Linked DNA regions of Homo sapiens: region 1 is linked to region 2. A link is a contact called in ENCODE Hi-C or POLR2A ChIA-PET data. All regions are on one chromosome and are shown on one strand. The core of a region is the stretch at or near the end of the contact, and the rest is flanking DNA. Distances in the headings are between cores, read along the strand shown.

Region 1 (4,862 bases), core at 1-2,500, 850 kb before region 2:
GTGACATTTTAAATGACACTTGGCAAAACAGATCATCTTCTTTCTACAAATTCTGCCCTTTACCAAACTGACTCAGTCGCCACCAATTTTGTGGTTGTTCATGTTAGGAGAACATTAGAATAATCTTTGACCCCTCTTGTTAACACCTACAGTCTCCTGCCAACTCCTGCTGCTTCTCCCTTTGCAACTCTGTAGCCTGTTTTTTTCTACAGCCTCGGCAAATATCTTCTTCCTTTCTTGGACGGTTGTAACCTTGGCTTTTTGCTCTCTGCCACCCTAATTGTTCCAATTGCTCTTTCAGCCTTTAGAGTTGCTTGAAATTTCATCCTGTGGCGGCCCTGTACATAGAGTTTAGGGAACCCTTCAGAATGTGGAGTTAGGTTCCAACCTCCCTTAACTGCCACTTTCCAGCCGCAGAGTAGTGCAGGTACTGCAAATAAATGGACACTCATCATCAAAAATTCCCTCATTTATTTATCTATCCCTTTATTTCCTACCGTCAGCCTCACACCAGCTTTTCCTGCTTCCCCAGCTGTAAATCGAGAGGAGGTGACTGATGAGAGGCCTGCAGTGGAACCAAGATCCAGAGCACAGGCGTGTTGGATCTCCTGCCTGCTCTGCCAGTTCTTTTCTTCTTCTTCTTCTTTTTGAGACGGAGTCTTGCTCCGTCTTCAGGCTGGAGTGCAGTGGCAGGATCTTGGCTCACTGCAACCTCCACCTCCCGGGTTCAAGCGATTCTCCTGCCTCAGCCTCCCGAGTAGCTGGGACTACAGGCATGTGCCACCATGCCCTGCTAATTTTTGTATTTTTAGTAGAGATGGGGTTTCACTATGTTGGCCAGGTTGGTCTTGATCTCTTGACCTTGTGATCCGCCCGCCTTGGCTTCCCAAAGTGCTGGGATTACAGGCGTCAGCCATCGCGCCCAGAGCCTGGGGCTTCTACCACACCCTCTGCACTCTACCAGGTGCACAACCCAACCAGTTTCATTTCTAGACTTAAAAATGATACAGCAAGGACTTGGAAAGGAGCTCTCTGGAGGGCTCCAGAGGGAAAAGAGCTGGGTTTGTTTGTTTGTTTTTAACATTAATTGAGTAATACATGCAAATATCGTGCTCTTTGCTCCTGCTTCTGTGGATCCAGAGCAAAGGACTGCCATACCCAGAGAGAGAGCCCAGATCCAACAAGCTGCTTCTGTCCAGCCCTTCTCCTCCCTACTTAGCAAGGGCACTTGCTCTTCCCTATTCTCACCAGAGAGGCACAAGCGCTCCGTCCCTTCTAGAGGCAGGCAGAGGGAAGAGAAAGGGTCTGTTGTTTTTCTCTCCTGTTTCTCGCTCCCTCTCTGCTGATCACAAAGCTGCTGACCGGGTCAGAAAGTCCTGATGGAAATCCACCAGCGCTGGGCAGGCCCCTCCTCCTCCAGGGAGCTTGTCCTTGCCTAATTTTTCTTCGTCCTGATGAGAACAAAAAAGAGAGAGAGAAGAAAAGAAAAACCACAAACTTCCTTTGAAAACCAGCTTGTAGTCAGGGCCCGGAGCGCATGCCATAGACTCGGCGACTCAGGAATCCTGAAGACTCTCTGAGCGACCTGGAGCACCTTGGCTGTGTCCCTGCCTGCCTTCACCCTCCTCCAGTGCCCCCAGTACTGGGCGTGAGTCCGGAAGTGGCCACAACCCAGCCTGGACCGTCGCTTATAAAGCTGTGTAAACCTGTATAAGCTCAGGCGTTGACAGCTGGAAGGCAGCTGGCACTGGCAGCCCCCTTCATTGCACCTATCTCCCCCATCTCATTGCCACGGCTGAACCCTCCTTCTCAATCTTGGAACAGCACCCCCTTCTTTAAGGTAAAAACTTTATTTTAATCATCTTCTTCACCTCTTCTCCCACCCTTCTCTATTTCCTCTCCAGCTTTGGGGAGCTGACACCTGCTGTCCTTCCACCTTTGGTCTGCAAGTCTGGATTGCTTAGAGGAGCTAAGTCAGGAGAGACATGTAAAGGGGATGCTGCTTGGTCCTCCTCCTTTTAATGAAAGCACGAAACCTTCCCCCTCTCCTTGTGAGCAAGTATACAGGGCACTGTGGCCATGGTTGACATATTCTGAGATGAAAATCTAAACTATTGATTGCACAAAGACATAGGTCAGACTAAGAAGGAGATTGGTGTGAGACAGTAAGGGAACTGTTCCTACAGAGAAGGAGTGTCTTCTTGAAGCTACATACCTGTTTTACGTGCTTCTTCCAACTTTCGGCTCTCTACTGCCATTGATTAGGGAGGAGCCAGGATTATTTTAACTCCCTCACTCACCACCATAATTCCAGCTGGAGAGAAAGTGTAGGATTTGACGAGCTAAGAAAGAGGAGGAAAAGAATGAAACTTTGATTTATCTGACTATCCTCTCCCTCATTCTTTCCTACTCTGAAATACTCCATGCCCTCCCCAGCAGGATTGGACGTTGTAGAGTAGAAAGCCTCCATTACATTTCCTGCCCCTGCCTCTTAAGACTTAGCCCATTTAGCTCTGCCCAGTTCCTCTGAGACCCCACTCCCTCAGGTGTCCACTCCTGGGTTCCTTTGGCTCACCTCTCCAGCCAGCTAGCTGCCCAACCCCCACTTCATCATTGATCATTTCTGGCACTGGAGAGAAAATATAAAAAATAAGGCCTGCTTTTCTTTTTTTTTTTTCTTTTTTTCTTTTTTTTTTTGGAGGCAAGAGTCTCACTCTTGTCACCCAGGCTGGAGTGCAGAGGCACAATCTTGGCTTACTGCAACCTCCACCTCCGGGGTTCAAGCAATTCTCCTGCCTCAGCCTCCTGAGTAGCTGGGATTACAGGTGCCCGCCACCGTGCCCGGCTAATTTTTGTATTTTTAGTAGAGATGGGGTTTCGCCATGTTAGCCAGGCCGATCTTGAGCTCCTGACCTCAGGTGATCCGCCCGCCTCGGCCTCTCAAAGTGCTGGGATACAGGTGTGAGGCACTGTGCCCGGCCAAGGCCTGCTTTTCTTCAAGCTTTTTCACTTTTCCAGGCTCTGGCATCTGCTTTGAGGTTCACCCTAAGTGTCATTTAAGGGGAGAAGGAAAGGAGAGAGAGAAAGAGAGAGAAAAAAAAGCATAAGGCCTGCAGGCAATTTTTGCTACTCTGATTCTAAATTAACAACACGTAAATGATATGCAGCTAGCATAAACATATGTGAATCAAGAGGATAATCAATTTGAGTGACTAGGCTTATTTTGTTTCAGTAACTTTAATGTTCCTCAACCTCATCTCCCAGGCCTTCCCCTAGCCCCAAATTCCTGTAGGTTTACAAGAAGGAAGCAGTCTCAGGCTGGGAGGAGGGTGGAGAAAAGACAAGATTTCTAACTAGTTTAATTTATTTTATTTTATTTTATTTTATTTTATTTTATTTTATTTTATTTTATTTTATTTTTGAGATGGAGTTTCGCTCTGTCACCCAGGCTGTAGTGCAGTGTCACCATCTCAGCTCACTGCAACCCCCTGCCTCCCAGGTTCAAGCAATTCTCCCACCTCAGCCTCCCGAGCAGCTGTGACTACAGGCACGTGCCAACACACCTGGCTAATTTTTGTACTTTCAATACAGACAGCGTTTTGCCATGTTAGCCAGGATGGTCTCGATCTCCTGACCTCAAGTAATCTGCCCGCCTCAGCCTCTCAAAGTGCTGGGATTACAGGCGTGAGCCACCGCGCCTGGCCCCTAACTAGTTTAATTTCTCCCTGTTTCTCTCCCTGATAAAGAGTGGGAGGGGAGCAAGGAGATTGAAGGGAGATGTTTTCCAAAGGGCAGGATTTGTGGTTTTTTATTATTTATACCCACAGTATTAGTTAAATGTCTATCTGTGCTTGCCTCAATGTGCCTCCAGTGCTGATAGAGAACAGGTTAAACAGGTCCGGTGTTCACATCTAAAATGACCTGGAGAGGACTGGGCACGGTGGCTCATGCCTGTAATCCCAGCACTTTGGGAGGCCAAGGTGGGAGGATCACCTGAGGTCGGAAGTTCAAGACCAGCCTGACCAACATGGAGAAACTCCATCTCTACTAAAAAATACAAAATTAGCTGGGCATGGTGTTGCATGCCTGTAATCCCAGCTACTCGGGAGGCTGAGGCAGGAGAATCACTTGAACCCAGGAGGCAGAGGTTGCAGTGAGCCGAGGTCGCACCATTGCACTCCAACCTAGGCAACAAGAGCAAAACTCTGTCTCAAAAAAATAAAAATAAATAAATAAAACCACTTGGATGGGAATAGACATAAAACTTTAGGTAGGTGAATGTACAGGAAGTATTGTTATGTAAATTAATAATCAGCATTTTCATATTTCATAGAAATAGCAGGCAAGAGAGTACCTCTGGGTTTAGGTAGTTTCTGGGGAAAAAAAATGAACTGAGGAAAAGTTGCTGTCTCAATGCTAGCTGTCAAGAGATGCTTACTGGGTCCAGGCACCGTGGCTCATGCCTGTAATCCCAGTCCTTTGGCAGGCTGAGGAGGGCGGATTGCTTGGGCCCCCAGGAGTTAAGACCAGCCTAGGCAACAAAGCAAGACCCTGTCTCAGTTTAATTAAAAGAAATTTGATATCTTTATTAATTTTTTTTAAAGAGAAGCTTACTGGAAGAACTTGTGGGGAGTGCTTTTTGTGCCCCTAATCTGAAGTTATTTATCAAAACCAGTCTCTGATTCCAGCCCCCACCACCTACATTTCCCCTCCCAGCTTACAGGAAACCCCTCCCAAGGCCTTTATACTGTGGTTTGGGATTGTGTAAGGTTCAGTAGAGCCCTTTGAGGTGGAAGACTTCCCCTTCCTCACCAGCATTTCACCTTTAGGGGCATGAAACTGACTCTCTGTGCCTCCTCCAT
Region 2 (4,739 bases), core at 1,623-4,122:
GGAATCTAGGTCAGAGGCAACGGGTTGGAGTGATGGTCTCCTGGGGCACGACTAAAGGTGGGGAATAGCAAACAGCCTCCTCATTCTGTGGGTGGGACTTGTGTCACACAGAGACAAATAGACACAGGGTCACATGCAGAAAGGCGGTCAAACTCTGCTGTGTGTGCATGAGTATGTGCATGAGTATGAGTGTGTGTGTGTGTTCGCTCCTGCATTTACTCGGGTTTCTTTCCAACCTCTCCATATATGGCGTGGCTCTAGAGCAGGCTGGGGATTGGCTGCTCCTGTTGGGAGACAGGGAGGTAGTAAGAAAGCAGAAAGAGAAAGGAACCCAGCGTAGAGAAGGGAGTGACGAAGTGGGGGGTGGGGGCAGTAGCTGAGCTTGAGGGTTGCAGAAGTGGGCTGGGACTGCTTGCCTGTGAGGTTTAGATAGAAGAGAGATTCTTAGAGACTCATTTCCTGGGAGAATGAGGCAAATTTATTACTGGCAGAGGGGTTGGGAGAGCGGCTGGGGAAGGAGGCGAGAGCTGTTTCCCCAGGGACAGAGCTCTAGGCTCAGAACCGCATAGTATGTGAGGACCAGGGCAGGAGTTAGAGAAATTTGCACCTTTCTTTTCTCCCTGGTAAACCTATGCTGTGGAGATAGAAGGAAATCAACTCATCAGCGTTCCAGGCCAACACCCCAGACATTCTTCCTAATGGAGGGAGCCGGGACTGCAGTTCCTTTATCCCTCCTCAGGCCCCTGGCTAACAACCTGATGGGGAAGGACAGGAAAAGTTGAGGAAAGTGTCACTGAAATGAGAATTAAGATTTCGTTCTTTACCTGCCTCTACCCCTCACCCCCTCTCAACTCTGTGTCCTGGGTTCCACCCCTTACCCCGTCTCCCCATCCTAGGGCCTCCGGAGGGCACTTCCCTTTGCTTCATCTGTGTAAGAAAAGAAGGGAGCAGAGCGGTTGGGAGTGGAAAGGGAGGGAGAATAAGTGCACCCTGAAAGTGTCTGGGGGCAGCTGTGTGCTGAGAAAGTTGCCCCACACAGCTACTGAGCCAGCCCATTTGCCACGCATCACAGTTACCGGGGGCACGGAAGGGAAATATTGCAGGCAGAGGGGCTAAAATGATGAAGTGAGGGAGGAGAAGCACTGGGAGGAAGGGAAATGAACGTAAGCACCTTCCCATCCTCCTGTCACAGTGCCCAGGTTCAATACAAATGCTTCAACAGAACTCATGCCAGCAGCCTACCACAAGGGTGCACCTTAAGCGATTTTTCTAGTGGGAAGCCTGGTTCCATGCTAAGCTCTAAAGTTCTTGAAGACCAGGGACCATGCTTTCATCCCTTCTGGCTCTCTCCTCTGAAGAGAGAGGTCCAGCACAGCCTGTGGCCTGGATCTAGCTAAGTGACAGTGACCCCACCCCGGTGGCCTCATTCACACAGTGCTCCTTCCAACTGAGCTAGCGGCTCACTGCCCAGAGTCAAACCAGTAACAGTAGCTGCAGTGGTCACTTTCTGACTGACAGGCATTTTCCATATTGTCCTCACCCATCCAATAGCTCTGCAGCTTGCAGATGAAAAAAACTGATACTCGGAAAGCATGTGCCTTGCCCAGAGCCTCATAATCAAGAAGTAACAGAGTTAGAATTTGAATCCAGATCCATCTGGTTTCAAAGCTGGGCTCATTTCACCACCCTAGGGCCTGGATGTTCCAGTAACTGCTGGAGAACTGGAAGCTGTTGGTTTTAGAGCCTGAAGCCCAGGAGCACAGTGCCCAGCTCCTCTCTTACTGTTGTGAGGTCCCCGATCTTTCTTTTCTGCTTCTTTCACCTGTCATTCTCCTCTCTAGTGTCTCCCTCCATCTTCTGGCTCCCCTGGGAGCCACAGATAATTGACATGTTGGGATACACATGTCATTTGTGCTTTTGTCTTTTTTCATTATGTGGGAGCAACAAGGAAGAAAAAAAGAAAAGGAAAAATGCTGGTAAAATACAAAGATAGAGACTTGTAAAAAGAAAGCATAATTCTACCTTAGACTTCAATACTTGTGACAATGGATGGCTCTGCTGACCATGCTTAGGGCTGTGGAGAGTGCAGCTATTTGAAGGACAGGAAGTCTGGAAGCCTGGGTTCTCACCTCATACCCCAAGAGACCATAGAATGACATGAAGGTGGCACTCTTGCACACTTTCCCTCACTCAACTGGGATACACATTCTTCAAGGAAGAGGCTAGGTAACTACAGTCTAGAGCTGGGGACAATCTCCATGACAGAGTGGCAAGGGACTAGAGAGAGCAAGAATTCCTCTGCCCTAGGGATGGTTTAACAGCAGTGATAAGGTCCAGAGAAGAGCTGTGAAGGAAAGAGATGATTTCTGGAAAGGGGACAGAGGCCCCCATTTTGCTTACATGGGTTGTAGGAGTGACGTTAGAGCAGAAGAATGCGGACTGAAGAATCTGTTTCTCCCACAGGTTTTTCCCCCGCTTCCTCCTATCCCATCTTCCTATAACATCGGGGCAGCGTCATGGCCAGGTCTACATGTAACTTGGCCCCGTTTCCTCCCCCTCCTCCCCTTACCTCTAGTGAAGCCCCGCTGCTCTTGGAGGATCAAGCAGCTAGCAAGGCACACTTCAATGTGGCTTTTAACCCCTCATTTACTTGATTCATGAGACTCTGTCCCCTTCTTTCCCAAAATCAAATTATTCCCTTCATAGCTCTTCTGGGGACCTCACCGTTACTAAACCTCATCTCACACACTTCCAAGGAAAGAGTGAACAGTGAGTTGTGTGGGACCTACCACAGACAAGAATGTTGGGAAGCCTGGCAACTTCAGAGGTGGCTGGGAGGGTGGTGGCGTGGGCATCCAGATGCTTTTCTAAAGTGGGGACTTGCTTAGTGATGGAAGAGGTTTGAGGAAGGAGAGGGGGAGGCTACAGGAAACCTCAGCATGGCTGAAAGAGGAACTTGGACAGATGTTTGGTTTTCCCCTTCATCCTACCCAGCTTGCATCACACACCAGTTTCATTCTTAGTTCAGTTCTTCTGTGGGGTCTGTCTCTAGTTCCCCTGTGCTAGGGCCCTGAATCAAATAATGAAACTAGTCTCATCCACTCAAGGTTGGATTTTTTTTTTTTTTTTGAGACGGAGTTTCGCTCTTGTTGCCCAGGCTGGAGTGCAATGGCACAATCTTGGCTTGCTGCAACCTCTGCCTCCCAGGTTCAAGTGATTCTCCTGCCTCAGCCTCCCGCATAGCTGGGATTACAGGCGCCCACCACCATGCCTGGCTAATTTTTTGTATTTTCGGTAGAGACTGGGTTTCATCATGTCGGTCAGGCTGGTCTCAAACTTCTGACCTCAGGTGATCCACCCGCCTTGGCCTCCCAAAGTGCTGGGATTACAGGCGTGAGCCACTGCGCCCGACAAGGGTGGATCTTTGAGTCAAGGTTGGGAAGGGTGTGGAAGATGAAGGGAAGAAACACCTCATGTAAGAAAATCCAGGCAGCTCGATCTCAATGAGAGACTGCTAGGAATGAGAAGCCAGTGTCTGGCTGGGGAGATTTTAATTCCACAAATCCTCCTCAGGGCTGGGATAAATTTCACTTCCATGTGCACGGACAGGTGACACTGGCCTCCACATCCCTACAACTAGAGTTGGGCAGCTGAAACTTCACCCTCAAACTGAAGGCCTGGGGTGGGACATAACAGAAAACATCCTCATCCCCCTCCCGCTCTAAGCTTAGAAGCCCACTGTATCCTTGGGAGCAGCAGTGGACTCCCTGTGCCGTCTTGGGGGCGGGCGGTGTGTGGAGTGGTCAGACTGTGTCTTTACCGTGCCTTCTCTCTCTCTGGCTGGGTAAAAACTTCCTGCTACTGCTGCGGGGTCACTTCCTCAAACCTGAGGGGCATACGAGGGGCATATGGAAAGTAGGTGGGGCAATAAGGGTTGTAGTGGGGTCAGGCATCAGCAAGAGCAATGAGTTCATTTTTGTTTTCTTTTTTTGATTGAGGTAAATAAAAAAGCTTTATCCAGCAACACGGAGATAAGAGTCTGTCCAACCCGACAAGTTCCAGACCCCACCCTGCCCTCACATCAGGCTCTTCCGGTACTGACTGTGCGGGGTGGTCTGTCTGAGGTGGGAGTCCGGGGTCTGCAGGTCCATCTGTCTGTACAGGTCTCTCAGCTCCCTGACCTCCTGCAGCACCCTCTTTGCCTGGCTCCAATTCGATGATGCCTCTCCCAGCAGCCGTTCCGTCTCCAGCAGCAGCTGCTCTGACTCAGAATCCGGCGGAGACCGAGGGGGGTCCTTGGCCTTTCGCTTCCCATCTCCCAGTCCCTGAACCTCTGCCAGAAGCTCCTGAGTCTCCTCCAGTTTCCTTGCTACCAGGTCCTGGATCCGGGACAGCTGCCCCGGGTTGGGGAGGGCAGGGGTTGGGGGTTCCTCAGCCCGCAGCTGGAGGGTGCGGGCAGAGGCAGCATCCCGCTGAGATAGGATCTCCTCCAGGGAGGCGCAGCGGCCTTTCTCTGTGGGCGTCAACTTCTTGGGTGCCTGGGGGGTGTAGGTGGCCCCTTTGTCTGTTTTTTCCCAAGGTCGGGAGAGACTGCTTGCCCGGTCTGCGGAGGGCTGGATGCGGTCTGAGTCCGCTCTCCGCCGGCTCCCTGCCAGCTGGGCCACAGACTTGTCCAGGTCAACCCGAAAGCTCTCAGCACAAGAGGTTGGTTCCTCAGGGGAAGGGTCTTCCTCTTGGAT

Evidence for each region. Hi-C counts contacts between places; a loop is a spot of excess contacts on that map. ChIA-PET counts read pairs that join two places held with the same protein, here RNA polymerase II (POLR2A). Pooled maps may share reads with other maps.
Region 1: a pooled map shows a loop between it and region 2 (5-fold over the local background). The contact joins the promoter of MINDY1 here to the promoter of LINC02988 in region 2. A Hi-C loop is called at or near these places in 2 of 50 pooled maps. POLR2A ChIA-PET finds 5 or more read pairs at or near these places in 2 of 52 experiments (WTC11 and activated T-cell).

What each region holds. Positions count from the first base shown.
Region 1 is chr1:151,003,290-151,008,151 of GRCh38, reverse strand. MINDY1 (MINDY lysine 48 deubiquitinase 1) reads left to right here and starts at 1,250. Exons shown (of 10, transcript NM_001376665.1): 1 at 1,250-1,840. RefSeq lists enhancers at 1,345-1,524, 1,755-2,014.
Region 2 is chr1:150,158,861-150,163,599 of GRCh38, reverse strand. LINC02988 (long intergenic non-protein coding RNA 2988) reads right to left here and starts at 2,872. Exons shown (of 4, transcript NR_135098.1): 1 at 2,790-2,872. It overlaps PLEKHO1 (pleckstrin homology domain containing O1), which reads right to left. Exons shown (of 6, transcript NM_016274.6): 6 at 3,535-4,739. The coding sequence ends at 4,077. RefSeq lists enhancers at 265-454, 2,803-3,112, 4,243-4,739 and silencers at 1,465-1,534, 2,123-2,192, 3,893-3,942.